Regions from separate parts of the Homo sapiens genome. Here region 2 is linked to region 1. A link is a loop called in an ENCODE intact Hi-C map of the cell type or tissue named here. Cell type or tissue: MCF 10A. All regions are shown on one strand. Links, peaks and the distances in the headings refer to the core of each region. The heading gives the core; the rest is flanking DNA.

Evidence for each region. Hi-C counts contacts between places; a loop is a spot of excess contacts. Peaks named below come from ENCODE experiments on the same cell type or tissue, not always from the same donor. Only the 100,000 strongest peaks of a DNase experiment are listed, where the experiment ranks them.
Region 2: it touches region 1 in a loop (5-fold over the local background); 3 of 110 quality-filtered maps call a loop at or near these places.

Annotation. Positions count from the first base shown.
Region 1 is chr10:124,145,863-124,160,520 of GRCh38, reverse strand. LOC105378536 (a long non-coding RNA gene) reads left to right here and starts at 10,663. Exons shown (of 4, transcript XR_946428.3): 1 at 10,663-10,904. RefSeq lists a silencer at 6,927-7,186. In MCF 10A, for the core only: no CTCF peak of the experiment used is centred there; DNase peaks (open chromatin) are centred at 7,370, 7,830 and 8,180.
Region 2 is chr10:124,043,613-124,058,270 of GRCh38, reverse strand. CHST15 (carbohydrate sulfotransferase 15) reads left to right here. Exons shown (of 8, transcript NM_001270764.2): 2 at 11,547-12,604; 3 at 13,352-13,691. The coding sequence starts at 12,059. Among named protein-coding and RNA genes, the nearest start is that of CHST15, 43 kb to the left of the region's middle. RefSeq lists enhancers at 925-1,453, 7,268-7,768, 8,810-9,310, 9,311-9,811. In MCF 10A, for the core only: no CTCF peak of the experiment used is centred there; DNase peaks (open chromatin) are centred at 4,060 and 8,540.

The sequences.
Region 1 (14,658 bases), core at 2,704-10,703:
GACATGCTGGATTCGGCTGGGCTGAATTGAGGAAACCAAGGTTGACCTACTACCTCCTAGCCTGTTTGTACCCAGTGCCGCAGTGTCTAACATCCACCATCAGTGAGTCATCCCTTTGTTACACTCTGCACTCTTCTTTTCTGGTGATGTGTAGAGCAGAGGTACCCAACCCCGTTGGGAACGGGCCGCACAGGAGGAGGTGAGTGGCAAGCTAACATCACTGCCTGAGCTCCGCCCCCTGTCAGATCTACCGCAGCATTGGGTTCTCATAGGAACATGAACTCTATCGTGAACTGTGCATGCGAGGGATCTAGGCTGTGCACTCCTTATGAGAATCCAATCTCCGACGAAACGATCCCCTCCTCACCCGTGGTCCGTGGAAAAATTGTATTCCGCGAAACTGGCCCCTGGTGCCAAAAAGGTTGGGGACCGCTGGGAAGAACAGAGGCTTTGCAGCAATGGGCTTGAGCTTGAGTTCTGTGTCCAGCAGGCTTCTTGGGTGCAGGACTTTACAGAGTCCCTCATGCTTCAGGTCCTGTGTCTGTGATGTGCTGTGGGTGTTTGTAGGGAAGGAGTCAGGCACAACACCTTCTCAATCAGAGGCTCTCTTTATTTCTTCCAACGACAAATCCCCAGGGTACGAGTGCATTGAGAACACTCACAGTGCAGTGCTGGGGACTGAGTTGGCCCTGCCCTCCCACTGGGGCTGGGACAACGGCTGAAGGCAACCTGCACGTGGTGGAAGTGGGTGCTGAGTGAGGAAAGCTGTGCTGGTTTTGGGGTCTTTGCATATATACATTGCCATCTCCTTTCTCCCGTTCTGATGCCAATAGCGGCCTTTTAAATGGAAATCAAGCCCACTCAATGACAGGCATCTCCTCCTGGGTTTTGGTACTTCCTTATTCCTGAAAGCACTTCAAGGTCAACTGTTTCCAGATTGAAATTTGGAAACTGACTGGCAGACGCCATCAGAATCCTGATTCTCACTCCCTCTCAGCGTTGACCTTCGTAGGGGCTGGACCACGTTAAGATGCTGGGGCTTCTTCCTGTTCTGCTGCCAGGTGCACGGAGCCCTCATTTGCTTATATATTAAAGGAAGAGGGAAAAAAGCTGCAGGACCATTTTAGAATTTCATATGTAATCAAAATCTGCCTAATTGCATTTTCTCCTGGAGAAAAGAGCATTTCAGGGCTATTGAGTTACCTCCTAGCCTCATTTAAAGGTGGGCTTCATTTCCATAAAGTGTCCCCAACGGGGCTTCCCTGCCTGAGAGACTGAGACACTGTCAGCATTCTTCTTCCAGGAGGGGTGTCTTAGCTTGCCAAGAACCTGCTGGCTTAAATGTCATCAGGTTTACTGAAAATGTCTTTCACCAGGTGCCCAGGGGTGGCTTCTAGAAGGTTAAAGGGTTGTAGGGCTGTTCCCCAAATAGAAGGCAAGATCCTGGAAAGCTAAGGTGGTTCCTTTCTCCCATGTAGACCTACAAGCCTCATGGAAAGAGAGGACTGTGGTTAAACCCAGCTACCAGGGGCAGGATCTGTGTGATGTCTCAGAAAGCAATGGAGTCTGTGCAAAGGGTGACTTTCTAAGGATGTTATTCACGTCCTGTCAGAAAGCCAGGTGGGGCAACCAAATTGTCACCCCAGAAGAAATGAAGGGAACCTGAGAGCAACACCTCCCAGAATAAGCAATGGGGCTGGCCCCTCCTACCACGCAGCCATAGGGCTGGCCCCTCCTACCACGCAGCCATAGGGCTGGCCCCTCCTACCACGCAGCCATAGGGATGGCCCCTCCTACCACGCAGCTGTACACACTTCTGTGCAGTAGCCAGAACAGAACCAAGAGAACCAGATCTACAGAAACCGAGAATGGAGGCCCCAGAGAAAGTTCGAACCTTGTCTAAGTGCAGACACTGAGAATTCTTCGAAATTCTTGTAAAAACCCTAATGCCAGGCAATTATGACTTTGATGCAGGAAGCATGGGGCACAGAAGAGTGCAGCACAGGGCTGGGTGCCCACATCAGAAGCTCACTGCATGTTCATATGCACTGGGGTGGGTGAGGAGGAACATGGCGTCATGCTCCAAGTCTACCTGGGTGGTCACCAGGTGGCTTTGCAGTGATTCAGGCTTGCCAGCTCCACCTCCTACTTGATATGGTTTGGCTTCGTCCCCACCCAAATCTCATCTTGAATTGGAACTCCCGCAATTCCCACGTGTCATGGGAGGAACCCAGAGAGAGGTGATTGAATTATGGGGTGGGTCTTTCCTGTGCTGTTCTCATGATAGCAAATGAGATCTGATGGTTTTAAAAACAGGAGTTTTCCTGCACAAACTCTCTTTTTGCCTGCTGCCATCCATGTAAGATGTGACTTGCTCCTCCTTGCCTTCTGCCATGATTGTGAGGCCTCCCCAGCCATGTGGAACTGTAAGTCCATTAAACCTCTTTCTTTTGTAAATTGCCCAGTCTCAGGTATGTCTTTATCAGCAGCGTGAAAATGGACTAATACACTACTCCAACCTGTGCTGTGAACAGTCACCTCACCCATCCCACCTGTCTCATCCTCATAGTCTTACCTGAAAATGGGGATTATAGCATGCCTGCTAGTTGTTGTGAGCACCAAACTAAATAATGCACATTACATGGGTCTATAGCTCTACCTTGCCTCTATCACATACTAACAAATGCTTCTCTTCCTTACTACTGTCATTGATGATGTTGCTATTTGTAACTAATTCTTTTGCAGGCTCTATAAGGGTCTGGTGAAATAACTCCCTTGGGTGTTATTAAGGAGAAGGATTTTAACCACAGGATCCCTGACCCTGTCCATCTGGACCGTGCAGGTGGCCCTGCCCCACAGGCTGGAGCTCAGGGCTGCTGATCCAGTTGGAACACCAGACAGCCCCAGCCTGTGAGATCTGGGGCATGTTCCTTGACCCCCTCAACTGCAGACATGCTTCGGCCCCTAGTGACTGAGGGTGGCCTCCATGGAGGCTCTTTCTTCACTCTGGGAAGGATGACACTTGGGGCTGTCCTTTCTCACAGCTTGCATGTAAAGCAGTGCAGAGCGCCCCTGCTGCATGTCATATTTGAGCCATAACCGGGAGGCTGGCTCTATTTTAAAAATAGTGTTCACAACTGTGGAATGTCAGGAAGGTCTATAATTTCTCTTGGGTCGAGAGAAGAATGTAGCTTGCAGCAGCATTTGAGGAAAATGCATCTCAAATGCAGAGCTGGAGATGATGTGGTTGTCCAGCCCCTTCTTCCCGCCGCCTGGGTCTCCTGGGTTGGAGAATTGGACACTGTAGGCCCTGGAGGAGTATCCTGGGTGGACTGTACCTGGGCTGAGCTGCCATCGACACTAGGAAGCTCTTTATTAGCACTTCTGAGTCAGGAGCACCAGACTGTTGCCGTGGCAGTGGCTGGGGTGTCAGGGGAGAGGACCTGTCTCATGAGCCGGTGGGGAGGCCTAAATGCACCCCAAATGCTTGGTACAGTCTTGTCACATGGGGGCGCTCAGCAGATGCCCACTCTTACAATGACGAGGAGATCTGGGTCCTTCCCCATTCTGTGTGCCCGGTTATCACTGTCCCTCTTATGGGTCACACCTGAGCTAATTAGGATACCACTGGGTAGGTCCCACACCTGGGCTCTCAGCTGCAGCTGGACCCCAGGAAGAGTGTGGCTGGTCACACAGGGCTGAGGGGAATGTGTGCTTTGGCCATCAGGGTCCAAGGATGCAGCCGTCCGAGGCAGGAAACCCTGAGCCAAAAGGCCACCGCTCCTGCCTGGATGGAACCCAGCCGGTGCCTGGGAGGAGGCGGGGCCAGCAGACAGGCTGGCTGTGAGCCTCCCTGGGCTTCTGCAGCCGGTGCCACTGGGGCTGCCATGTTGTCCCTCATTTCCTCTGCTGTAAGATGCGTAACTGACTCTCGAAGGAATGTGGGTGCACATCACCAGGGGCTGCACTTTTTAATAAAGGGGGCTCCAGCCGAACCCCCTGCAGCTTGGATCGGCTAAACCCTCCGGGAGTCTGTGAATTGGTCCCACAGAGCTGATACCCAGGGACCGAGGGATTTAAATCCTGGCTCCAGCTTTTTCTTCTCATACGGAAATAAAATTGTTGACCAGACGTCTACTCCGGCCATCAAGGCTTTCACACTGCTGAGTAGGAAGTTTGGTTTCTAACCCATATCAAAAATCCCGCAGGAAACAAACGAGGCTTGTGCCAAGGGAGCAGGGCTTCCCTGAGATGAAACTCAGCTGCTCTAAAACGTCCAAGTTGGAGGCGAGAAAACTGGGGCAAAGGTGACAGGGCTGGGGGTGAGGATGCCAGGCCTGGCCGCTGGATTCCCGGGCTTCCTGAGGTGCCCACCCACCCCAGGCATGAGGGCAGCACCAGAGCTGTGCCCTCGCAGGGCCAGCGGGGCACCTGCACGCTTGCCTTCCTCTTCTGATCTGCCTCCTGACCACCCAGGCCCCCTAAAAGCAGAGTAACTGGCCCTTTAGGATCACTCTGGAAAGTTAAAACCTAAGAAGAGAACAAAGAGAGGCAAAGAGCCAGACACTGGTCATGGCCAAGTGACCGCGTAGGTCTGAGAGCTCTGCATTCCACAGGGCTGACCTGCGGCTGGCCTTCCGGGCAGTGGCCTGGCTGCTCGGGGGATGGGCCCTGGTGGGGGTCTCTGGACACCATTCCAGGCTGTAACAGTGGTGTTGGTGCAGGCCCCCAACAAGGGTTGCTCTGGGAGAAAGACTCCTTGCCACTGTGCATGAGGACATCATATGTGGATGTGTGGATGCATATGATCATGCGTGTGTGTGACCGTGGAAGTGAGTGTGCATGTGTGTGTGAGAGCATGGGGGGTATGCATGCATATGTATGTGAGCGTGGGGGTGAGTGCATGTGTGTGTACGCATGGGGGTGTGTGTGTGCATGCATGTGTGTGTGAGCAAGAGGTGAGTGTATATGCATGTGTGTGAGTGGGGTGAGTGTACAAGTGTGCATGCATGTGTGTGAGTGTGGGGGTGAGCGTGCATGTGTGTGAGCGTGGGGGTGAGTGTGCATTCATGTGTGTGAGTGTGGGGGTGAGTGTGCATGCATGTGTGTGAAAGTGGGGGTGAGTGTACATGCATGTGTGTGGGGGTGAGTGCAGGCATTGTGAGTGGGGGTGAGTGTGCATGCATTGTGAGTGTGGGGGTAAGTGTGCATATGTGAGCATGGGGGTGAGCATGTATGTGAGTGTGGGGGTGAGTGTGCATGTGTGTGAGCATGGGGGTGAGTGTGCATGCGTGTGTGAGCATGGGGGTAAGTGCATGCATGTGTGGGGTGAGTGCATGCATGTGTGTGAGCATGGGGATGAGTGTGCATGTGTGAGCATGGGTGTGTGTGAGTGCAGGGGTGTGCATGCGTGTGTGTGAAGGTGAGTGTGCATGCATGTGTGGGGGTGAGTGTACATGTGTGTGAGCATGGAGGTGAGTGAGTGTGGGGGTGAGTGTGCATGCATGTGTGAATGTGGGGGTGAGTGTGCATGCATGTGTGAGCATGGGGGTAAGTGTGAATGTATGTGAGCATGGGGTGAGTGGGGGGTGAGTGTGTATGTGAGTGTGGGGGTGAGTGCATGTATGTGAGCATGTGGGTGAGTGTGCATGTGTGTGGGTGAGTGTGCATGCATGTTTGTGAGTGTGGAGGTGTTTTTGTGTGTGAGCGTGGGGGTGAGTGTGCATGCATGTGAGCATGGGGTGAATGTGCATGTGAGTGTGGGGGGTGAGTGTGCATGTGTGTGGGGTGAGTGTGCATGTGTGTGAGTGGGGTGAGTGTGCATGTGTGAGTGGGGTGAGTGTGCGAGTGTGTGAGTGGGGTGAGTGTGCGAGGGTGTGTGAGCATGAGGGTGAGTGTGCGAGTGTGTGTGAGCATGAGGGTGAGTGTGCATGCATGTGTGTGAGTGTGGGCATGCGTGTGTGGGGGGGTGAATGTGCATGCATGTGTGAGTGTGGGGGTGAGTGTGCATGTGTGTGTGGGGGGAGGGGTGGCTGCATGTGTGTGTGGGGGTTATGCCTGTGAGTATATATGTGTAGGTGAGCCTACATGTAAGTGTGAGTGTGCCTGTGTGTAAGGGTGTATGTGTGAGTGTGCCTGTGTGTAAGGATGTATAAGTGCTGTCCGCATATGTGTATTTATGTGTGAATGAGGGTGTGAGTGTGCCTGTGTGTATGTAGAGGTGTTTGTGGGTGTGAGCGTGTCTGTGTGTGTCTGTATGTGTGTGTGCCTGTGCTTATGTGTGTGTGTGTGTGTGAGTGGACCTATGCGTATGTATAAGTGTGTGTGAGTGAGGGTGAGTGTGCCTGTGTGTAGAGGTGTGTGTGTGTGCCTGTATGAGTGTAAGAGTGGGTGTGAGTGCCTGTGCGTATATATGAGTGTGTGTGAGTGGGCCTATGAGTATGTCTGTGAGGGTGTGCCTGTGTGTATACATGAGTGTGTGTGAGAGAGTGGGCCTGTGTGTATGTATAAGTGTGTGTAAGGGCGAGTATGCCTGTGTGTATGTAGAGGGGTGTGAGTGTGGCTGTGTGTATAAGTGTGTGAGTGTGCTTGTGTGTAAGTATGTATACATGTGCGTGAGGGTGAGTGTACCTGTGTGTAAGTGCATGTGTGTGCCTGTGCCTGTATGTGTGAGTGGGTGTGAGTGCCTGTGCCTGTGTGTATGTGTGTGTGTGAGTGGGTGTGAGTGCCTGTATGTATAGGTGTATGTATGTGTGTGTGCCTGTGTGTAAGTGTGTGTGTGTGAGTGTGGCTGTGCATATGTATAAGTGTGTGCGAGTAAAGGTGAGTGTGCCTGTGTGTAGAGGTGTGTGTGTGTGTGCCTGTGCCTATGTGTGAGTGGGTGTGTGTGCGCCTGTCCCTGTGTGTATGTATAGGTGTATGTATATGAGTGTGTGTGTGCGCGCCTGTGTGTATGTATGAGTGTGTGTGTGACTGGGTGTGAGTGCGTGTGAGCACTTCCCACAGCACGGGCCAGTCCTCTCCCACCACACCCTTTGTGGCCCCCCTGCTGACGTGCTTCCAGCCCAGCGCCCGCAGGCCCTCGGTGCTGCCTCTCCCTCCCCCTTTCTTATTTCCCTTGCCCTGGGCACGAGCACCGTTTCCCCCCTCTGGCTCCCACCACACTCAGGGCCACCAGCTGCTCTGCTCTTCCCCAGCCTCTCCTTCCTCTGCTGGGGTGTCCCGCCTGGCTGTGTGAAGCTGCTGAGATTCTCCCCGCTCGGTCACTGCCTTCTCATCCAGGAAGACTTCCTGACTGCTGAGTCATTTCCTCCTCAGAACCACAACACTTAGCACAGTTCCCCGGGGTTGGGTACACCTGGTGTTATCTGTTTTGTTCTGGGAAGGAGGGGGTGGCAACAGGACACCTGTGGAGTTAAATCCTGGCACTGCCATCTCCCCGCTGGGGGACCGTGGGCGGATTACTCTGAGGCCCTAAGCTTCGAATGGAGCCAGTAATTCTGCCCTCACAGGCTGCTGGGAGGATGAGCTGAGGGGATCCTATGGCACGAATGGGAAGGGCAGGCATTGCTGGCCCCTCTCCCTGGCCACAAGGGTGGTGCCCTGGTGCTAACTCGGTACCTCAGTGCCCAGCCCAGGGGCCGGCCCTCCGCGGGGCTGGTGCATGGGTGCAGAGCTGAACTGCCCTGTGCTGAGTTGAATTTACGTCAGGGGCTTTCTGTGGGTGTCGGGGACTCAGGGAGAGTGGGCAGTGCAGGGGCTGAACTGGGTTTGAATGTGGCTCCGCCTTGGACTAGACAGGGGCTTGGATGCCCGTCTCTGGGGATAATGACGCTGATCTCGCAGAGATCGAGGCAACACCCAAGCTGTGCTGGCCCCACTCCAGGTGGACACTAAACGTGGCAGCCACCCGCCCCGCGTTTCCTCCTGTCACCTCTCTCTTCTGCGACCCTCTGCTTCCTCTGCCCTTTTTCTCGTCTGGGCTGAGAGGCCCTGCGAGGGACCCCCTTGCTCCCCGGTGACAAGAAGAGTGGGAGGGGCAGACTGGAGGGGCGCTGTGCCCCGTGGTCTCACCGGGGGCCTCCGATGCCGCAGGGCAGGGCCCGCAGGCTGCCTTAAGCAAACAGCGGAGCTCTGGACTGAGTCAGCAGACAGGACTGTGCTGGGAGGAGCTCCAAGGAAACCCTCAGAGGATGGCATTGCAGGAACTCTGCCTAGGCTCCCAAAGCAAGGGAGAAAGCTTCCCAGCGGCCTGGCTCGGGCCAACTTACCACGCCTTGGCTGACAGTCCCGCCAAGACAGGGGCTATGCAGAGGCAGTTTCCCCAAATCAAAGTCTGCCAGCCACTCGCAGAAGAAAAGGGGCTGCCTGTGGGGCAGGGAAAGGTCACCCAGGACCCCCACCGCCCAGCGGAAGCCAGGAGCAGGGCCTGGCCTCTTTCTTGCCTGGTTCTGGTTTCCTTGGCTCTGGGACTGCCATGGGAGATGGTTCCAACCTGCTCCATAAAGACGACTTCGGCTTCACCAAGTGGCCATCTCATCGTCCCCTGAGTCCAGGGATGGAAGCTCCCGGGGCAGTGGTGCAGGGTAGCTCTGAAGATCTGGTTTCCTGAGAGGGAAAGCCTCGCCCTGTCTTGGTGGTCGTCATCACCTGTGCTGCCCATCCTGTACCAGCCTTTCTAAGAGCTCTCCCTCTGGCTAAGACACGATCACCCAGAGTCCCTGGCGGTGCCCTCATCTCCAAAGCTGCACAGATGGGGCATTTATCTATCTGCTCAGTAAGCCTAGCTGCCAGAGTCAGCCCGTTTCCATCAGGGTCTTCTGTGCTAGCTGGGGAGCCTCTGCCATTTTCCAGCCTCCCTGAGCCTCTGTCCCAGCGTGGGGTGGGGTTGATAATGACACCTTTTCACAGGCTCATTGTGAGGATAGAATGGGAAAATGCACCCATAACTGCAGTCTCCCTGGGCCCCCTTGAGCCCAGTGTCTATACACTGGCCCGAGGAGAACACAAGTTAGACCCCAGACAGGTGGAAGACAATGTGTGCAGGGGTCTCTTAATCCAACAGGACACAGTAGAGCTCCCCCAAATTCCCATCTGAGCATTTCTCTTCATGTGCGAGTCCCCTCTCTGTGACAGTCTCCTAGCTGCTGCCTGTCCCCAGCATGAGGCTAGCCTCCTCTCTCCTACCTTCCCTCCCGCTGCCTGCCAGTGAAGGAAAGCCTCCTTGCCCTCTCTTGGTCTCTCTCATTTGCATCTCTTCCAGAAATTTGATTTCTGAGCTGCATGAACAAAGGGTTCGCTTTCCTAGTTGGACGATGACAGGTGCTTGGAGGCACTCGTGACCTTGTTGTATTTCTCCACTGTCACATGTGGAGTTCTACATGGCACATGGCCCCTTTGGGCGGTTGACTTGAGACTGGTTCGTGTGGCTGCTGTTGCTGCTGCTGTCATTGTGGTTCCCAGGTGAGTGGCCCCTTCCACGCCTGGGGACAGGGATCCTCTAGACGCACCGGGGCTACTGATGTGTCTGGGGGCTGCTCAGAGGTGCTGGCTTTCAAGGCCCAGCTGCCTCGGCTTGGGGGCTTCCCTCTGGGTTGGCAGTTTCTGCACCTAGCCCGTAGGTTGATTCTGGACCTGGGTCTTTCTTGTGCCCAAATAGCCCAGCCGGAAGTCAGGGCTCAGCATGCTTTTTGCATTATAGGTTTTCATTCAATTTCATTATGGAGAGCATGTTGATGTCAAGCGGGACTGCGAGCTGGTCACGCCTCTGCCCGGAGCCTTCCCTGGCTCCCCAGCCCTGTCAGGACAAAGGCCTGGCTCTTTAGGCTCTTTAGGCACCTTGGTGGGCTGGGCTCTGCTTGCCTCTCAGCTGTCCCTGAACTTAACCTCAGGTCCTTTGCACGTGCTGTTCTCGCTGTCTGCAGCAATCTTACAAACCTGCCCCTTCTCTCAACCTGGGCTCATTCTGATTCACCTCTCAAAATTCAGATGCCTCATTCTAAGCCTCATGTGGCACTGCTCAAGAATGGGAAGACCCTCCTGGCCTCACAGGCCCCCATCCCACCCCATCAGAACACTTCTTGGTCCAGCTCAGAGTCACCTGCCTTCTTCTCTGGAGTACTCACCCCCTCCCAGCCCTACTCTGAGCTGTGTGAGGACAGGGGCTGCCCCTGCCTCGCTGCTATCCTGTCCTCAGTACCTACTGTGGGACTGAGACTCACAAAAGGTCAAACAAATGAATGAATAAACATTCTTTGTTTTTGGTTCAAATTGCATTCTTTTAGCAAAGAAAATCTTAGTTTTGGTTTAAGAGGATTTACTACAGAGTCATCTTTTAAATGATGTTACTTCCGGCTTTGGATAAAATCTTAAGAAATAGTAAACACTTTGTTTTTTATTCTCTCTTTGACATAAAATATGGTTTGTTAAGTTTCTGGAATCCTGGCTGGGTCTGGTCTCTGTAAAAAGTAAAACTTCTCAGTCAGATCAATTATTTGTTCATGGAAAAAGGAAAAAAATTCACATCCAGCAGTTTGGTTAAATGAAATCTCCCCTCCCCACCCCCTACTCCCTGAGGTTGAGGTTCCTGCAGGGCCCCTGTCAGCCAGGCCTGGGAGCAGGTGGTGGGGAGGCTGGTGCTGGTGCATTTTCTGCTTCCACTTTCGGATGATTTAATGCTCTGGGGGAAATGCTTTGAAAAGAACCCTCCTCTTGCCAGCCCTTCAGCAGGTTGGTTTAGCTTCGTAATTAGCAGCCACAATAGGAGCTAGGATAATTATCCCCCAAAGTAAAGAGAAAAACAGATGTTTTTAAAGCTGCACAGTAGAGATTTTGCCTTTCGATTGTAATAGTTTAGCACGTGAAATGAATTAGATGCCGGCTTTTCCTGGGACATCGTTTCCAAGGTAGGTTAAGGAAAACCCTGCTGTTTTCAAAAAGAACAGTCTTGGATTGGGGACGTGGGGTGGAGGCAAACACATGTGACAATTTTCAAAACCTAGCAAGAAGCAAGGGAGGCTGGATTGAATAAATTAATGAGTTTTCCGCTCCTGGGATTTGAGTTAAAGCTTTCTCATAATTGAAAATTGTGGCATGCTCCTCTGTGCTGGAACACAAAGCTACAGGTGTGTGCTTACAGCCTGGCACGGCTGTCGCATCTCACGTGGAGATTAAGAGTGGAATGCGTTGGGACTGCAGAATGGATGCCCCCGTGTCGGCTCGGAGAGGGCTCCAGGGCTGCTTTCTTTGGCTTCTCGAGCATTTCTGTGCTGCCTCCCCCATGTATTCACCACCATTCCTCCATAACTACGGGAAGGTATCTATCAGAAAGACCCTCAGTGTTACAGGAAAAGGGTCCCGATCCAGACTCCAAGAGAGGATTCTTGGATCTCACGGAAGAAAGAATTCAGGGTGAGTCAATAGTAAAGTGAAAGCAAGTTGAATGAGAAAGTAGAGGAATGAAAGAATGGCTACTCCATAGACAGAGCAGCCCTGAGGGCTGCTCGTTGCCTATTTTTATAGTTATGTCTTGGTGATATGCTAAACAAGGGGTGGATTATTCATGCCTCCCCTTTTAGACCATATAGGGTAACTTCCTGACGTTGCCATGGCATTTGTAAACTGTCATGGTGCTGGTGGGAGTGTAGCAGTGAAGATGACCAGAGGTCACTCTCGTGGCCATCTTGGTTTTAGTGGGCTTTAGCCGGCTTCTTTACTGCAGTCTGTTTCATCAGCAAGGTCTTTATTGCCTGATCTTGTGCCGACCTCCTCTCATCCTGTGACTTAGAATGCCTTAACAGTCTGGGAATGTGGCCCAGTAGGTCTCAGCCTCATTTTACCCAGCTCTTATTCAAGATGGAGTTGCTCTGGTTCACATGCCTCTGACATCAGCACAGTCTTGTTCCTGGAAGTGAATAAAAGGATCAGATCACTGGGGAGATAAAACAGCCTTAACCAAATGGGGCCCCTAGTTATGATGGGTCAACTCTCACTCTGCACTGGGCTCTTCCTGAGGCCTTCACCCTGGGCTACTTTGGAAGGCCCTCAAGAAATTTCATTTCCTTGAGGACGTGGGTTTGAATTTCAGATTTGCTGTGGATCCTCTTAATTTTTGTGGGTAGACCCTGTCTTCTTTCAAGGACTCAGTTTGTTCAACTGTAAAATGGATGTTGGTTTTGATCAGTGGTTTTCAAATAGTGCCCTGCAGAATTCTAGTTCTGAGAGACATTAAGAGATGTTACAAAAAAAAAAAAAAAAAAAAAAAAAGAACCTAGTGAATAACATCCTTCACTTGGGGCAGGCTGATTTTGCCCCTCTGGGGCTACTTGGCAATGGCTGGAAACATTTTTTGGTTGTCATAAGGTGGGAGGATGCTATGGCATCTAGGAGGTGGAGGCCAGGGAGGCTGCTAACATCCCATAATGCCCAGGATGGCTCCATAGCAAAGAAGCATCCAGTCCCAAATGTCTATAGCGTTGAGGTTGAGAAACACAGCCCTAAAATTCTAGGTCTCATTTGAATATTAAAGGCTATGGGCAGGGCTACAGTAAAGAGCTCCACTTAACTTTTAATCCAGAATTCCTTACATTCATTTGCAGGCAGATTCCCTTTTCCCCCACCAGTCTGGGATTAATGTTCCTCAGAGCATGCTCAGGAAACCCTGAACTAGATGTTATCTACCATTTGTTCCAGCTCTGACCATCTTGGACACTATAGTCAGGGAACAGAAACCCCAAGAATGACTCTGGGACTTCTCATCACCCAGCTCTGGTGCAGGGCGTCTTGCAGGGGAAGTGTCCAGGAAATTCCGGGAAAGTTGAATTGAAGCTGGTCTTAGGGCAGGTTCCCTGATGCAGAGCCTGAAACAGAGACTTATTCAAGTGGTTTATTGGAAAGGAGCTCTCAGGGAAGAGTGATGGGCAGGAAAGGAGCTAAGCAAAGGGGTGGCCTCTGCTGGAGACCTGTTTCTGCCTGAACCCCAGGAGGTGGTGGGGTGGGCTGGAGAGCTCCAGAGCTTGGGGAGCTTGGGGTGGGGGTGGTGGGGTATGAGCTGATTACAGTGTTGAAGTCACCTTGAGTGGGAGGCCCATCTATCCTTCCTTCCATGGGTCCTTCCTGCACTGGCCTTGGCCTATGAGTGGGCATAGCCTCCCAGGTAAAGCTTCACCTCTCTGGAGGTGGGGAAGGCTGTGAGCTGTTAGCAGGCCAGCCTCACAGCTTCCAGGTGCTGCCTGCAAAAGCAGGTAGAGAGAGGAGACCTGGGAGAGGCACCAGCAGCCCCTACTACAAGGTAGCACAGCATGCAAGTGCTTAGAACTCTCAAAGAGCAGGGAGCCCCACTGGCTGGAGGAAAAGGGTGGTCTTTGCTTACCCGAACTTCCCTGGACTTTTAAAACTTCTCTCCCCCAGCTTTCTGGGATGCTATTGCTGCTGAAAATCATGGAGCCCCCAAGAGTCAGAGGGCTGCTAGGGAAGAAAGTAGAGGGGGAAACCAGCCACTAGCAATGTCAGCCACTTGGTGAACACCTGCATAGACCAGGCCCTTAGCCAGGGGCTATTTCAGAGGAGGTGCCTGGGTTCTGAGTGGTCCACGATCACACAGCTGATAGGTGTCAGAGAATCAAGACTTTTGGCCTCTCTTCACACTATTCTCCACATGGGCCATAAAACCTATTCAGAATGGCGGGGTGGGGTTGACAATGAAGTAAACAAGGGTAAAATATGCAAGTACATGATGGAGTTATTTAATTAGCCTCATATTTGGAAACATGTGGCTTCAAATTGGATGCTAGTGAAACATTCTGGCCCACATCCCCTGCTCTTCTTCCCAGCCCTGAACCTCATGTTCACCATTTCATGGGAGTTAGCCACTGACACTTCCCCAGCTGTTCACAGCCATTGGAAGGTGGAGGCACTTTCTGGACAGACTTGAGAGGCAGCCTCTCTTTGTGGGAGGACACTGGACTTGGAGTCAAAGATTCCACTGCCATGGAATGACTAACAGTGGCGTTGTATCGCTTCATATGGGTTTACTGTAATTTTCCTGAGTAGTAATTTATTAGTGGACATTTAGGGTATTTTTTCCAGATTTCCCAATATTATAGGTAACAACACAATAAATATCTTTGTATATTCATCTCCACCTACATCTTGACCAATTCCCTCAGGATAAAGTCTAAAAATAGTTACAGGGTCAAATTTACCCACATCTTAAAGGCCTTTCAGAAAGACTGTGCCAATTTCAACCCCAGCATTAATCTAGGGAGATCTCATTTCTTCGCTTCCTCACTGGGCTAGGTCTTATCTTTGTTGATCTATTAGGAGAAAAATGACATCCTACTGTTTTAATTTGCCTTTTTTTTTTTTTTAATGGTGTTAACAAAATTTCAACAAATTTTGTTTAAAGATCAAATTGGCTTTTATTTGTGGTTCATGAACGGGGAAGCATCCCATTCTTGTAATAGGAAGGAGCTCCTATGGGTGGAACAGAGGAGGCAGACTTTACAGGCAGAAAAGGGCTAAAGAAACAGAAACAAAGAACAGTTTGATCACTTTGTGGTGACTTTCCTTATAGGGTTAAAGCAGACAGGACTTCCCTGATGCTGGCTAAAACTGGACTGTTTGGGAATTTGGCTATTGTCTCTCTCCCAATTTCTCAGC
Region 2 (14,658 bases), core at 3,621-11,620, 100 kb after region 1:
AAATGCTTTGCAGCTATATGACTGTCCTCGCTTTGTTCCCTAGAGCCATTTTGGTAGACGCGCTTCTCGGCACACCCTGTAAGCTCCTCTTGAGTGGCCTCTGCCTTATTGGAAAACCGGAGTCAGTAGATATACAAGCATGAGAAAATCTAGTCCCTACACTGGTGTGATTTACTACTGGAAATAATAAAATGAGCACTCTGAAATAGTTTTTCTCTCCACTTGGTTTCAGAAAAAATTATTGATTGTGTCACAAAGACCTTTAGAGTCTTTTGTGCACATTGAAATCATTGGGGGGGAGAACTGCAGCATGAACATATTTGAAGTCTCTGGTCCACCCTGCCCCTTCGCTGAGAAAACCTGATTATTTTGTGCATTTCAGAGAGACTGGGACATCTGCTGTGTTTGGCCCATATCTCGGGTGGTTGCACAAGGGAGGTGGAGCTGATTACCCTATTAGAGAGCAAGCTATCACAGAATAGGAAAAAGACCCCATTCTCCCTCCTGCCTGCCACGGCCAGAGGCCCTGGTTCACTGAATCACTGCTGTTGTTACCACGCTTGTTTGGCTTCCTGGAGCAGAGCTAGTTCTTCTGCAGATTCTCTGGGGCTGGGTGGGCTTCACGGCTGTCCTTGAAATGGGATATACAGTCCCGAATGTGGGCATTTTTCTGGAGCCTCTGGAGTCTTTGTTCTGGCGTTAGATGGGATGTTCCCAGAGGACCCAGGCTGTTCATTTATTTGTCTGTACGAACGGACACGCTGCAGCCCAGGCCTGTACGACTGGACACGCTGCGGTCTTTGTCTTTGGAGCCCCAGCAAATGCAAGCCCTGCACATAGTAGGTGTTTAAATAAAGAGGTGCAAAAGTGCGTGGGCCACTAATCTGGAGAAAACCCTGTGTCTCTTTTGGATTAATTATCTGGCTAATAAAGCAAGCGCTGCGCCGGCTAGTCAACGCTCACTGCAAAATCACTGGCCTCTGAGCAGCCCTGAAAGACATAACAGATGAAGATAATGAGTTTGTATTAAGGAGAAATTAACTTCAGATCATACACCCATGAGTGTTATGGCCAAAAGGGGTAGTCCCAAATCCATATCTTATATACGGAGAAACAGAGGCCCTGAGAGATGAAGTGATGCTCAGGGTGACCAGCCAGGTTAGTGATCAGGACACCAAGTAGCTCCCTGCCTTGCTGGGAAGGTCCCTCCTTTGCTGCTCTGAAGTTTTAAAATGCAAATTATCATGGAAGCCACCACCTGGGCCGCAGCGTGTCCGGTCATACAGGCAGGCCTGGGTCAAAGTGTGTCCGGTCGTACAGGCCTGGGCCTCAGAGTGTCCGGTCGTACGGGCCCAGGCTGCAATGTGTCCGGTCGTACAGGCCTGGGCCGCAGAGTGTCCGGTCGTACAGGCAGGGCTGGGTCAAAGTGTGTCCGGTCGTATAGGCCTGGGCCGTGGAGTGTCCGGTTGTACGGGCCTGGGCCGCGGAGTGTCCGGTCGTACGGGCCTGGGCCGCAGCGTGTCCAACTGCACACAGCCCAGGCTTCTTTGATGTGCGGGGACAAAATAGGAGTTGGGGGCTGCGCACCGGGGCCTGCCTCCTGTGCATGGGGCCAGTTCCATTCCTGTCCATTGTCTCAGCTGCAAAGGTAACTGACAAGGGACAGCCCCGCCTCTCCTTCCTCCCCTGCCCCTGCCCGCCTTTCTTTCTGTCCTTCCTTCCCCTGTCCCCACACTTGGCACCAGGCCAGCCTCTACACATCTCCGTTCCCCCATCCCTTGTCTCTGTCCTGGAGCTGTACCTGTCTCCTAGCACACTTTCCTGGCTGCAGGAGACAAGCCTGAGTGATGAATAGAGTCTGAATTGAGACAGGTTAAGACTCAATGCCCCAGGCCGACAGGGCATTCAAAGGAGATTGAAGGAGGTAGGGGAGTTTCATCCCATCAGCTGCCTCCTGGGATGCTTCCCTCACCTTCCTGTCCTGTGTCTCTGGGTGAGACTGCAAATCTGTATTCTCGGAAGGGATTCCTCAAAAGATTGGAAGGGGGAAGGGCACCAAGGGCCTGGAGAAGCCGCTGGACTGTCTGAGGCCAGGCCTGGGTGGTGGGGTAGAGGTTAGGATGGGCTCCCTCTTGAGGGATGGTGGAAGACTGAGTGTCAGGCTCCTGAGGCCTCTTGACCCATCTTTCTATAATGGGCTGCATGTCCTTGGGGAAGTACAGACCACACTGGCCTTGGTTTCTCCTCTATAAAAGGCAGGCTGGATGCAGGTACCCGCAGGTTTGTACTGGCAAGCTGATGATTTGCTGGAGCCCACCTGGGTTTTGCCCTGGGTCTGAGTGTACCCACCATCATTGTTGAGGGGTTCCGGGTGTTTCTTACTGTGAATGACTGCAGTAGAATCCTCAGGGATCCCAGGAGCTTCACTGTCTTGCATTTCCCATCTGTACAGCAGTGGCTGGTTTACCCTGGATCTTTGGGGATGGGTGCGTTTCTGGAAAGTTGGCCCTTGTTGTTGAGCACTGAAACAAGTTCTGGATGAGCATGGTCATTTGGAGGGGGGTGAGCTTTTCCAGAATTTTCCCCACAGCTGCGCCAGGCTCGCCAGAGCTACGGGCCCTGGTGACAGGGGTGCCCGAATGATCCTGGCCAGCTCAGCTTTTTAGTACCTTGTTCTACTGTAGAACTTGGGTGTTACTTCCTGCATCTGTGTGGCCACCTGCCTTTTCCAGGGCATCCCCTCAGATAAGTGGCAGACAGGAAAATTGGACACCGGTGTCTGGAATTATAATATATGCACACTGAAAGCAAGTAACCCTGGAGTGAGGACCCAAGGGTCTCTCCAGTAATAATGCAAGGAATCCGGGTCATTTACCGAGAGGCAGGGGAGCCAGAGATCACCTCCAACCCCCTCCTTGTGAGCTCTTACGTGGGCTCCTGAACTGCATCTAGAAGCCAACTTGACACCAGGCAGACAAACAAAAGGGAAGCAAACACACTTTGTTAGTTTTACCTGGACCTAGGAATCTTCACGAGAGAGTGAAGTTTGAAGGAGTGGCCAAAGCAAGATGTTTTTAGACCTTTTAGACAAAGAACAATCCATTTCAGAAGAGACAGAACAGAAGGGACCTGGTGGAGTAATATACATTTCTAGGGGAGTCTCTGGGAGATCTATGGGATGTGTAACGGCAGTGGAAGAGAAGGGTTACTTTGTGAAGTGTATTTATCCTGGGTCATTGCAGCCCCAAGTTCCCAGGCTGTGCTGAGGAGGGCCATTTTCTTGGCCTGGCAGGGGAAGGGTACTCCTCCCAGAGGAGTCTATGGCTTGGAGTATGCAGGAAGAGACAGGTCAGCTGGCCCTTTCTGAAACTATAATTTCTCCAATGTTTTCGACTCAAAATAATCAACATATCAATTTGGCATGTTTTGGGATGGCTCATCCTTCCACGGTGTGCGGGGTACTAGACTCTGGGTTAAGCATTTTGTGTATGTGACCTCATTTCTTCCTCACATCCACAGTAGGAGACTGAGATCATTTTATTCCCATTTTACAGATGAGGAAACCTAGTCACAGAATGGTTAAATTCGTTGCCTGAGATCATAGAGCAGTTACAGACTTGATTCGGGTTGAAATGCAGGTCTGCCCAACTCCCAAGCCTGGCATAATGTCTTATTTTCGACTGCTTGGAAACCATTTTTCCTACATCCCATCTTTCTACCAAGTTGAGAATCAGTGAGCTCAGGACGCAGGGGAGGCGCTGGCTGCATATTGTAGAGATCTGATCTTGGGGAAATGCCTGTTTATTATGGATATGGCTTATGGACTAAAACAATAGCATTGAATGTACGTTGTATGCATGTAAGGTAGTTGTGATTAACCAAAACCAATGTTGATGACGAACTTAACAGAGAGTCAAGTGTGCTTTAAAAATAAGCTTAAAAAACTGCCTGGGTTTTGTATGCACAGATTTTGGGCCAGCCAGGAAGATCCCTCAGGTTGTGGTTTGAGAATACCTGTTTTAGACAAAGCACGGGTGATGTGTCCCAGTCATCAGGAAGGATGAAATCTGGCAAGGAAACCGTAAGGATCAGATTACAGGAAGGGCTTGCTCAGGGAGAGGAAGGAAGCAAGGAAGAAATTAGTAACTGAAAAGAGGCAAGGAGGAAGGCCTCTTCATCAGGAGGTGGGGGAGTGTGGGGCAGTGGATAACTAAAACAAAACAGCTGTGGTTGTCATAAACACATTTTGTCAGAAAATAACCTGGTGTGTTATTTTCTGATGTTTCAGCCATTGTGTCTTGATTCAGGAACAGCTCCCTTCCGAGTTTCTTTTTGTTTGTTTGTTGGTTTTTGAGAGAGGGTCTCACTCTGTTGCACAGGCTGGAGTGCAGTGGTGTGATCACAACTCACCGTAGCCTCAACCTCCCCAGGCTCAAGCAATCCTCCCACCTCAGCCTTCCAAGTAGCTGGGACTACAGGTGTGCACCACCACACCCAGCTAATTTTTGTATTTTTTGTGGAGACAGGGTTTTGCCATGTTGCCCAAGCTGGTCTAGATGACCCTGGGCTTGAGTCATCCGCCTGCCTAGTGCTGGGATGACAGGTGTGAGCCACTGCGCCCAGCCTCCCCTCTGAGTTTCCATCATTACATTGGCCTATCGGCTGCTGGTGGTAGCCAACCTCTGGGAGGCAGAGGTTGCAGTGAGTAGAGATCACACCACTGCGCTCCAGCCTGAGCAACAGAGTGAGACTCTGTCTTGAAAAAAAAAAAAGAAAAGAAAAATCAACCCTTTATTATGTCTCTGGTGTCTTTAGGAATTGGCTGGGATCCAGCGGGTATTGGCTGCTCTGGGTGGGCTCAGCCAGGTGGCCCTGCTCCACCTGTCTCCCCCTCCTCCTGGCCAAGCAAGTGTGCAAGAGGACAAATGAGTACACAGGACATGTCTTAGGGCCTGGCACGTGCCAGCTTTAAGCCCACTTCTGCCTCATTCTGCTGGCCAAAGTGAGCCACCCAACTCAAACCGAAGGGTGGAGAAATACGTCACTCCTGTAGCTGAAGGCCCTCCAAAGTGGCAAAGAATGTGAACATGGGAAGAAGAAAAAATTGAGACCAATAATGCAATCTATGGTAAAGAGTAATAAATGACTATCAAATTCCCATTGTGGGCCAGGACTGTGCATCTGTAATACCAGCTAACATTTATTGAGCACTGACTATGGGCCAGAGACTCTTTTTTTTTGGCAGACTCTTGATCTGTTGCCCAAGCTGGAGTGCAGTGGTGCCATCTTGGCTCACTGCAACCTCTGCCTCCTGGATTCAAATGATTCTCCTGTCTCAGCCTCCTGAGTAGTGTGGATTACAGGTGTGCGCCACCAATCCTGACAAATTTTTTATTTTTAGTAGAGATTGGGTTTCATCATGTTGGTCAGGCTGGTGTCGAACTCCTGACCTTGTGATTTGCCCGCCTCAGACTCCCAAAGTGCTAGGATTACAGGCATGAGCCACCGCGCCCGGCCGGGCTAGACACTCTTTTAAGCACCTTACATGAATGAGTTCACTGAATGCTTACAGCACTGCCATGATACAGGTCCTGTGATTATTCCTAAGTCGTATCCAAAGAAATGGGGAGAAGAGACGTTTAATATCTTGTTCAAGATCAAACCTGGGCAACCTGGCTCCAGCACTCGGGCTCTTAACTCCAGTGCTGTACGTGATCTGTTGCTAGCGGGGACTTCTTTTGAAAAATACAGAGGCCCAGAAACCTTAAGTGATTTGTCCAAGGCCGCTGGGTGGACATGGACTTGGAATCCTAATCCATGTGACTGCTGTGTCCTCTCCGCTGTGCTATGGGCCAGTGAATGTTGACGGAGTGGTGTGGCTTTATTCTGCTTATTGACTGGGATGTGATCAAAACTGTCGAAGTCCAGATAGAAGACTGAATCTGATGATTTATAATTTGTACAGAACTCTTCAGTCTTGTTGGCTTTCTTCTCAGTCTCAGCAACAACCTTCTATCTTAGAGCTACATGTGAAAAATGTTCCTTCTCCTACTTGTTGATGAATAGTCCTTGAAAAAATATATTTCCATATATATAGCCTAGAGAGGAATGTCAGCAGTTACACATACTAATCAGAAGAAGGCTTTGTGTTTTAGTAAAGGTTAATTAAGACCCATTGAATTTTTTTTCCTTAAAACATAAAAGAAAAATAATGTAATTAGCTATTTTTTTCCCTCTCTGTCCCCAGAGGGCAAATGTAAATGTTCTACCTAAATGAAGCTATTTGTTTAAATCCATCCAGATTTCTTCTGAAGTTTCATACATCTTTCTTCTGCTATATCAGCTTATAGCTACAATAATTTAATAAGTTTTTCCTAGGGTGAAATTGGATGCCCTTTATCGATCTTACACTGAGGGGGCATTCAATTACTTAATCTAAAGTGGTATTTCTGGGTCTCTCAATTACAATTTTGTTATAAATGGCTTGCTAATGATGCTTGGGTGCATAGGTTAATAGGGGGTGTCCAAGCAAGGGCTGGGTAATTGAACACTTTCTATTTTGGGACCCGTTATCTGATTTCTCTCCTGGTGCCAGGTTCCCACAGTGATGGTCTGCAGCCATCAGGCTCAGAATTGAGCCCAGGTGGGAAGCAATCTCACTGAAATGTATACCTGAATCCTTTGGTTTAATACATGAACGGAAGTGCCAAGGGCCCCGTCTTGTCTGAGTCGACCGGCACCAAATGTGGACATTCCAGACAGGTGAAGTGCAGGGGGCATACATGACTCCTTTCTGAAGGAAGAACCACTTGAGTGTTAGGTTTCTGAATGACTGTTCTTGGGATAATTTGTGGCCTACGGAAAAGGCCAGATACAGAACGTAACAGCAATCCATTTTCCTTTCAATACCACCCCATTAATTGGATTTTTCTTCCCTGAGTTATGTTCTTTAATAGTTATACATAGTAAACTATTCTATACATATTTTACTATGTATATTTACTATACATAGTAAAAATTCTTTTGAGGCCAGGCGTGGTGCCTCATGCCTGTAATCCCAGCACTTTGGGAGGCCAAGGCGGGCTGGATCACTTGAGGCCAAGAGTTCGAGACTAGCCTGGCCAACATGGTGAAACTCCGTCTCTATTAAAAATGCAAAAATTAGCCGGGCGCAGTGATGCATGCCTGTAATCTCAGTACTCGGGAGGCTGAGACAGGAGAATCGCTTGAACCCAGGAGGCGGAGGTTGCAGTGAGCCAAGATCGTGCTGCTACACTCCAGCCTGGGCCACAGAGTGAGATTCCATCTCAAAACAAAAAAAAGAATATGTAGTATGCCTTCCTTCTTGCACTCGAGCAAATCCCACCCCTGACTTTGGCCTTCAAGACTCTACAGAGCCTGGTCCCTGCCTCCTCTCCCATCAGGTTTCCACCCCCACCAGCCTGTGCCCCAGGGCCTACCCTGCCAGTAGCCCTCATGGGCTGGGACTCCCCACAGCGTCTCTCTACGGGGCCTTTGCTTCCCCTGGTCTCCACGTGACTGGCTTCCTTCTTGTTCAGGTTTCTCCTCCAACGTCCCCTCTGAAATCAGGTCTTCCCTGTCACCCTGTGTATCATACCTCCCACTTCTTTAAGGCAGTAGCTCCAACCCAGGGGTGATTATGCACCCCAGGGGGCACTGACAATGCCTGGAGACATTTTTGGTTGTGACATGTCAGGGGAAGGGGTGCTATGGCATCCAGTGGGTGGGGGCCAGGGTGCTGCTAAGCATCCTACTGTGCGCGGGACAGCCCTGACAACAAAGCATGGGCCAGCCCTAGGACGGCACAAAGAATTCCAAAACCCTGTTCCAATGGTTGTATTGCTCTCTCCCCCTTTTCTTTATTCTTTTCTGCATAGCCTTTATCTAGCAGCATCTGTGATTATCTTATTCATTTGGGACTTCTTTATAGCTTGTGCCCTGCAGCCCCTACCCCTGGTGGGACAGAAGCTCCACTTGGGAACAGGCCTCCTCTCTGGGTCAGCCCTGCACCACTCGCGCCCGTCAGGGGAGGTCTTGTCTGGAAGCCGCCGGGCTCTAGGGCCTTCACTTACAAGGGACTCACCTGGTCTTCAGATTGCTTGTCCATCTTACTGAGTATTTGACATACTATACAGTGGCTATCGATTTTGGTAAAAACTTGTAAATGTAAGACAGTTTTATGTTTTTTTCTCAGAGAGGCCCCCACCCCCACGCCCACCGCAGCCCAGGGGTATTTTCCAACACCAGCAAATCCTCCAACTCCAGAACCTAACTGATTATCTTACCATTCAATTCAAGTCTGCCCCTACCAGAGGCAGCCTCAGACTCTACCGGTTTGAGGGCTCGGTCTCACCAGACTGCCCCACTTCAGATGCCAGTCCCAAGTATTGGGTCCCCAGGTTACCCGCACATCTGTCCAAATTGGCTAAAAAGGCAAGAGTGTCCCACAACCTCCTCAGGTTCAGTAATTCACTAGAATGACTCACAGAACTCAGGAGAGTGCTTGACTCATCATCAGTCTATTATAGCATAGAATGCAGAAACAGCCAGCAGATGAGACGCATGGGGCGAGGTATGGTGGAGGAGGGTGTGTGGAGCTTCCATGCCCTCTTCCTCCACTCCACCCTCCCAGCACCTCGAAGGATCCACCAACCTGGAAGCTGCCTGAGCCCTGTGGTTTAAGGGTTTTGATGGCGGTTCCATTACAAAGGCCTGATTGGTTAAATCATCAGCCACTGGTGATTGACTTAATCTGCAGCCCTTATTCCCTACCCGGAGTTTGGGGGGTTTGTTGAAAGCTGCTCACTGAGGCTTGGTCTTTCTGGTGACCAGCCTCCATCCTGGAGCTATCCTGGCCCGCAAAGTGTCACCGCATCAGGATACACTCAGGTATGGCTGAAAGGGGCTTGTCATGAATGACGAAAGGTGCTTCTCTCACCCCATCATTCAGAAAAATTCCAAGGATTTTAGCACCTGTGTACCAGTACCCGAGGATAGAGACCAAATACTCATCTCTTATTTCCACATCACATCCCTCATCTTGTATTGGCTTTTGGTCTCCCCCTACCTGGACATGCGCAACACTCAGCTGTTCTTCAAAAGGTATTTGTTGAACAAATGAATGAATGAATGAAAGAATGCTAGGAGCTGAGAAAACACTGTATCTGAGTGTTTTGCTAAGGCTCTTGCAGCATCTCGAATTGCCTCCTCAGGTCTTTCTGTTTAGGAAGCGGGACTCGCAGAGGCCGGGCTGGTTGGTGGGGGCAGCTGCCCCGCAGACATGCTCTGTGGACCCGGTCCGGGCACCCCATCTTCCCTCCTCTCTGTTGAGACTGTCGGCTGCTCATGTTTTTACTTTGCTTGAAATGAGCTGCCCCTGCCCTTGTTTAGGAATGTTTTGCCCATTCGTTTGGGTCCAGATTATGTACATTCCTATCTTGGAGCTTCAAAGTCCGTGTTTTGTTTGCTTTTTAAAGAATCTAATTCGATTTTCTGCAGCAGAAAGACAGGAGGGTGCGAATTCCCTCCCCGCTGAGCTGCTGGTTGGAGTCTCATTTTTAACCCCGGCTTGGCCCTGTCTTGGACATGTGAAAAAATGTTTTCTTGGCTTTAATGATGGAGTTTCCAAGTAGGGGATCTTGCCCTTTTGTTTCTTTAGTTTGGAAGAATTGTTTGTAGCAAGCGATGGGTCAGGGGTGGTTGAGCAAGTTTGAAGCAGAGGTTGATCCTTGAGGTTTCTGACATGTCCCTCCAGCTGCCCTCAGGGATAAGAGATGGGGGTAGGGCCTGAGATGTCTGGCCTGGCTTCCCAGAACTGGCCCCTTCTGCATCCCCGCCCCAGCGCCTCTGCAGGACTCAGGTCTCAGCCTCTACTGACCAGCCTTTCTCAAACTGGCTCCTTGATACCCTAGTGAGATTCCTTGGCCAATTAGGTACTTCCAACTTTGTGTATTATATTCCTCTCTTGTGGATTCACAGGGCTTATTAGCATATCAAAGGCCCTGAAAAGTTCAGCTGTAAAGAATTCTGTGTAATTTTGTCCATTCCACATTTTCTCCAAATAATTTAAGCACAGAACACTCACCAACGGCAAGCAGAACATTTTGTGGGAGGAAGACATTTTGGGAAACACAGCTTGGCTGTTTCTTGGCCACCATATTTTGAGAAAACATGAAGTTTTCAGTCCAAGGGGCATGAACATTTCTTCTGTTGAGTTCTGATTGTTTAATCCTTCAGCCAGTACATGGCGATCTTGATGCGCGGTTAGTTAATGCTGCCTCTATGGAGACAGTGAGGGTTGTTTGAGGGGTGGCGTGGGTAGAGTTGGAGATGAGTCTACCACTCTTGGGTAATTTTCAATTGCTAAAGAATAATCATGTGGTATAGGATCTCTCATCTTTGATTCCATTTCAAATGTTTTTGGCATTCACTGACAATGAAAAATCATCATCATAATAGTTGATGATGCTATTATTATCAATGCTGTCTACCTTTTATGGTATGCTAAATATGTGGCAGGCATTATTCAAACTGTTTACATGTAGTAGCTAATTTAGCACCTGTTAAGGTGTCCTTATTATCCTAATTTTACTATTGAGGAAACCAAAGCTCAGAGAGGTTATGTGGCTTGCTCAGGGTCACACAGCCAATTAGTGGTGATCTACCACTGCTAGAAACTGAGTAGGTCTCCTTTTATGCTTATCCATGGCTCTTTCTACGACATCTACAAAGAAGTGTCATTTGGGCAACAATATATTTTATAACCACAGGATTCTATTAATGGGTTTTTAAGAATCATATCTTGCTCGAGATGATGAAAGTGAAAAATTATGTCAGGTTCTGAAGCTCTGTGTCACTCGAGGGAATCCTATACATTGGATTTAATTGCTTAATAACTTAAAGTCAAGTAGTTTTTTAATATGATACATTCTACTGAAGGAGAGACTCATTTCATTGTTTCTAAATTTTCATTAACTTTTGCTTCCTAATCTGATAATAAAGGTTAACTCTAAGAAAGAGACTGCTGATGCCAGTGAGAGGGAAAAAACACATTTTCTCTGCCTGCTCCCTTTCTAACCATCCTCCTTAGTATTCTTGAGATTTTTCATTGACTGAAAAGCACTGATATTTCAATCCATCCCTCAAATTTGTAGTCATTGACTGTGCATGACTCTGAGAATGATCACAACATCCTGGGATTCAGAGATCCTGTACCTGAGAAGTATCAAGGCAGAGGGATTAGGGGAGATGTAGACTATGCACAATGTGAGACGTTTGATGTGGCGCTGGTGGTGCTGGGATTGGGGCCATGTTTGGTGGCAGAAATTGAGCCCCAAAGCCAGCTGCAAGAACCTGAAACCTCTTCCTTTATGCTCGCGATTTTCTATGACTTGCTTAGAACCAGGCTGGCTTGGCTGGACTTAGAGGTGGAAAAGAGAGTGAGCATCTGTCTCTCCTTGGAGGATGAGCTTTGGGTTATTGCTATTACCACACAATGTAATAAAGCTTCTTGTCTTTCTGTGTAGGAAATCTGGCATTTTTTAAAGTTTGCGCCCCACAAAGAGGAAATATTCCAAAGGTACTCAGGATGTAAAAGGGGAGATCTTCACAGATGCCTCCGTGGATGGCATGGCAATCCATCCATCAATGAGAAGACCATGATTTCTTTTAATTTTCTGTGTGTTTCCACATTCCCCAGTGAGAATTCTTCCACCTTTTTTTGTGCCATGGGAAAAACCTGAAGGGCAGGCAGAGCTGCTCCCGAACTTGTGACCTTCTCTGAGGTTGCAGCGGCTCTTGTAGAACATGACTCTGGGACATCACTTCCTTTTGTTTTCTTTCGGAGCTGAACCAAAGAATGTGCACCCTCTTTCTCTAGTGCTGTGGTGTCTGCTTATTTTTGTATTTGTGCTTTCCATCCATCTTCTGTGATCACAAGGCATTCTTAAGGTTTTCTAGCACGACTTGCGGACATCCAGACTCGTGGGGGGCCCACCCATGGCTCGGTAAGCCAGCAGCCCAGGGCACTGGCACTACCATGAGGCACTGCATTAATTGCTGCATACAGCTGTTACCCGACGGCGCACACAAGCAGCAGGTCAACTGCCAAGGGGGCCCCCATCACGGTCACCAGGCGTGCCCCACGTGCAAAGGAGAAAACAAAATTCTGTTTCGTGTGGACAGTAAGCAGATGAACTTGCTTGCTGTTCTCGAAGTGAGGACTGAAGGGAACGAAAACTGGGGTGGGTTTTTGCGCTTCAAAAAGGGGAAGCGATGTAGCCTCGTTTTTGGACTGATAATAATGACCTTGGTAATGGCTTCTTACATCCTTTCTGGGGCCCACCAAGAGCTTCTGATCTCATCACCTTTCCATTACGGAGGCTTCCCCAGCAACCCCAGCTTGATGGACAGCGAAAACCCAAGTGACACAAAGGAGCATCACCACCAATCCTCTGTAAATAATATTTCATACATGAAGGACTATCCAAGCATTAAATTAATTATCAACAGCATCACAACTAGGATTGAGTTCACGACCAGACAGCTCCCAGACTTAGAAGACCTTAAGAAGCAGGAGTTGCATGTGAGTAGCTTTGTGCTAATCTTGACTGATTGGTTGATTTTTAGAAATGAGTGCTTTTCTTTCTATCACCATCTTTGGGAACACAGAAGGAAAATGACTAAAAAATGTCTTAGATGTAGCAAGGATCATTTGACAGCCTTATGGATTTGAATGCACTGAGAGAGTGCTGTTTGCTTACGCTATGGAGTGCCAGGAAGGGAATCTGCTGTCCTGAACGCTGGGCTAGGCATGTTCAAGGGCCGCTGGCTCTCATTATTGCATTCCAGGACTTCTTGCTTGATATGTGGTCGTGGTAGTTAACAGTTGCTTTTGCAGATCACCATCATTTGGGATTTTAAAGTTGCGTTAAATTTGATTTTCTGCTTCTATTCTACATTTTAATCTCTAACGGCAATTTAAATATACAACTAGTAAAAAGATTCTGCTTAATTACCGTGTGTGCGTGTGTGTTGTGTAAGTGTCAGAAAGGTAAATTATGGTAGAATGGATTTTAATTAAACTTTTATCTTTATTCTCTCCAAGTTTTTTTTTTTTTTTTTTTTTTTTTTTTTTTTGTGGGGCGGCGGGGGAGAGGAAAGCACAGTCATTGACCGTCTACCAAGTTTTGCTTTATTTGTTAATCATTGTCAAATATTAGTTCAAATTTGAACACGGTCGTCAGTCTCAGGGCAGGTTCCCATTGCGGTTAGATTGTGTCTTTGCTCATTTTCCCCTCCTCTGTGTCTCTCCTCCTCTGTTTCCTTGCAGATGTTTTCAGTCATCCCCAACAAATTCCTTCCAAACAGTAAGAGCCCCTGTTGGTACGAGGAGTTCTCGGGGCAGAACACCACCGACCCCTACCTCACCAACTCCTACGTGCTCTACTCCAAGCGCTTCCGCTCCACCTTCGACGCCCTGCGCAAGGCCTTCTGGGGCCACCTGGCGCACGCGCACGGGAAGCACTTCCGCCTGCGCTGCCTGCCGCACTTCTACATCATAGGGCAGCCCAAGTGCGGGACCACAGACCTCTATGACCGCCTGCGGCTGCACCCTGAGGTCAAGTTCTCCGCCATCAAGGAGCCACACTGGTGGACCCGGAAGCGCTTTGGTGAGTGCTGGGTCCCAGGGCTCCTGTCTGGTCTCGTTCCTTCATTCGTTCATTCCTCCCGCAACGTTAGCGCTGGGGTTGGGGGGCGAGGGCGGCAGAAAGAGATGGCACAATTCCCTTGTTAGGAGGCTGTTCCCAGGCAAAGACCCAGCAGGGTCTGGAACTCGGTTCCCAGCCATGCAGTGAGCATTGATTGCCAGCTGTGTGCAGGACACGGGGACGAGTCAGAACTGGCAGCTCTTCTTGTTCCGAAAGCCCGGGCACATGACCCGAGCAGTCAGCAGTAAGTGCCAGTGGCCAGTAAGGGCCAGCAAGAAGGGCGTGATCCGGGCTCTTGGCTCCCAGCTCTGTGCTATTCCCTGCTCTGTGCCGCTCCCAGCTCTGTGCCGCTCCCAAGCTCTGTGCCGCTCCCAAGCTCTGTGCCGTTTCCTGCTCTGTGCCGGTCCTCTGCTCTGTGCCGTTCCTCTGCTCTGTGCCGTTCCCTGCTCTGTGCCGCTCCCTGCTCTGTGTTGTTCCCCTGCTCTGTGCTGTTCCTTGGCTCTGTGCTGCTCCCTGCTCTGTGCTGCTCCCTGCTCTGTGCTGTTCCTCTGCTCTGTGCTGCTCCCTGCTCTGTGCTGCTCCCTGCTCTGTGCTGTTCCCCTGCTCTGTGCTGTTCCCCTGCTCTGTGCTGTTCCCCTGCTCTGTGCTGTTCCTCTGCTCTGTGCTGTTCTCAGCTATGTGCTGTTCCAGCTGCAGTCACTGCACCTGGGGGAGACTGAGTTGCTTCAGGCCTCAGCTTCTCTGACCTGCCCCATCTGCCTTATGGGTTCCATATGATAACCACATGGAGATCATTCTGGAGGCCTTGCTCTCAGCCCTTTGCCGCAGGCTTACCATGACCACTGCCCATCCCTCTCTGCTCCAGCTTAACCCCATGCACCCTGCGGTCCTCAGATCACTGTTTCCTCTCTGTAACCTTTTCCTTGTG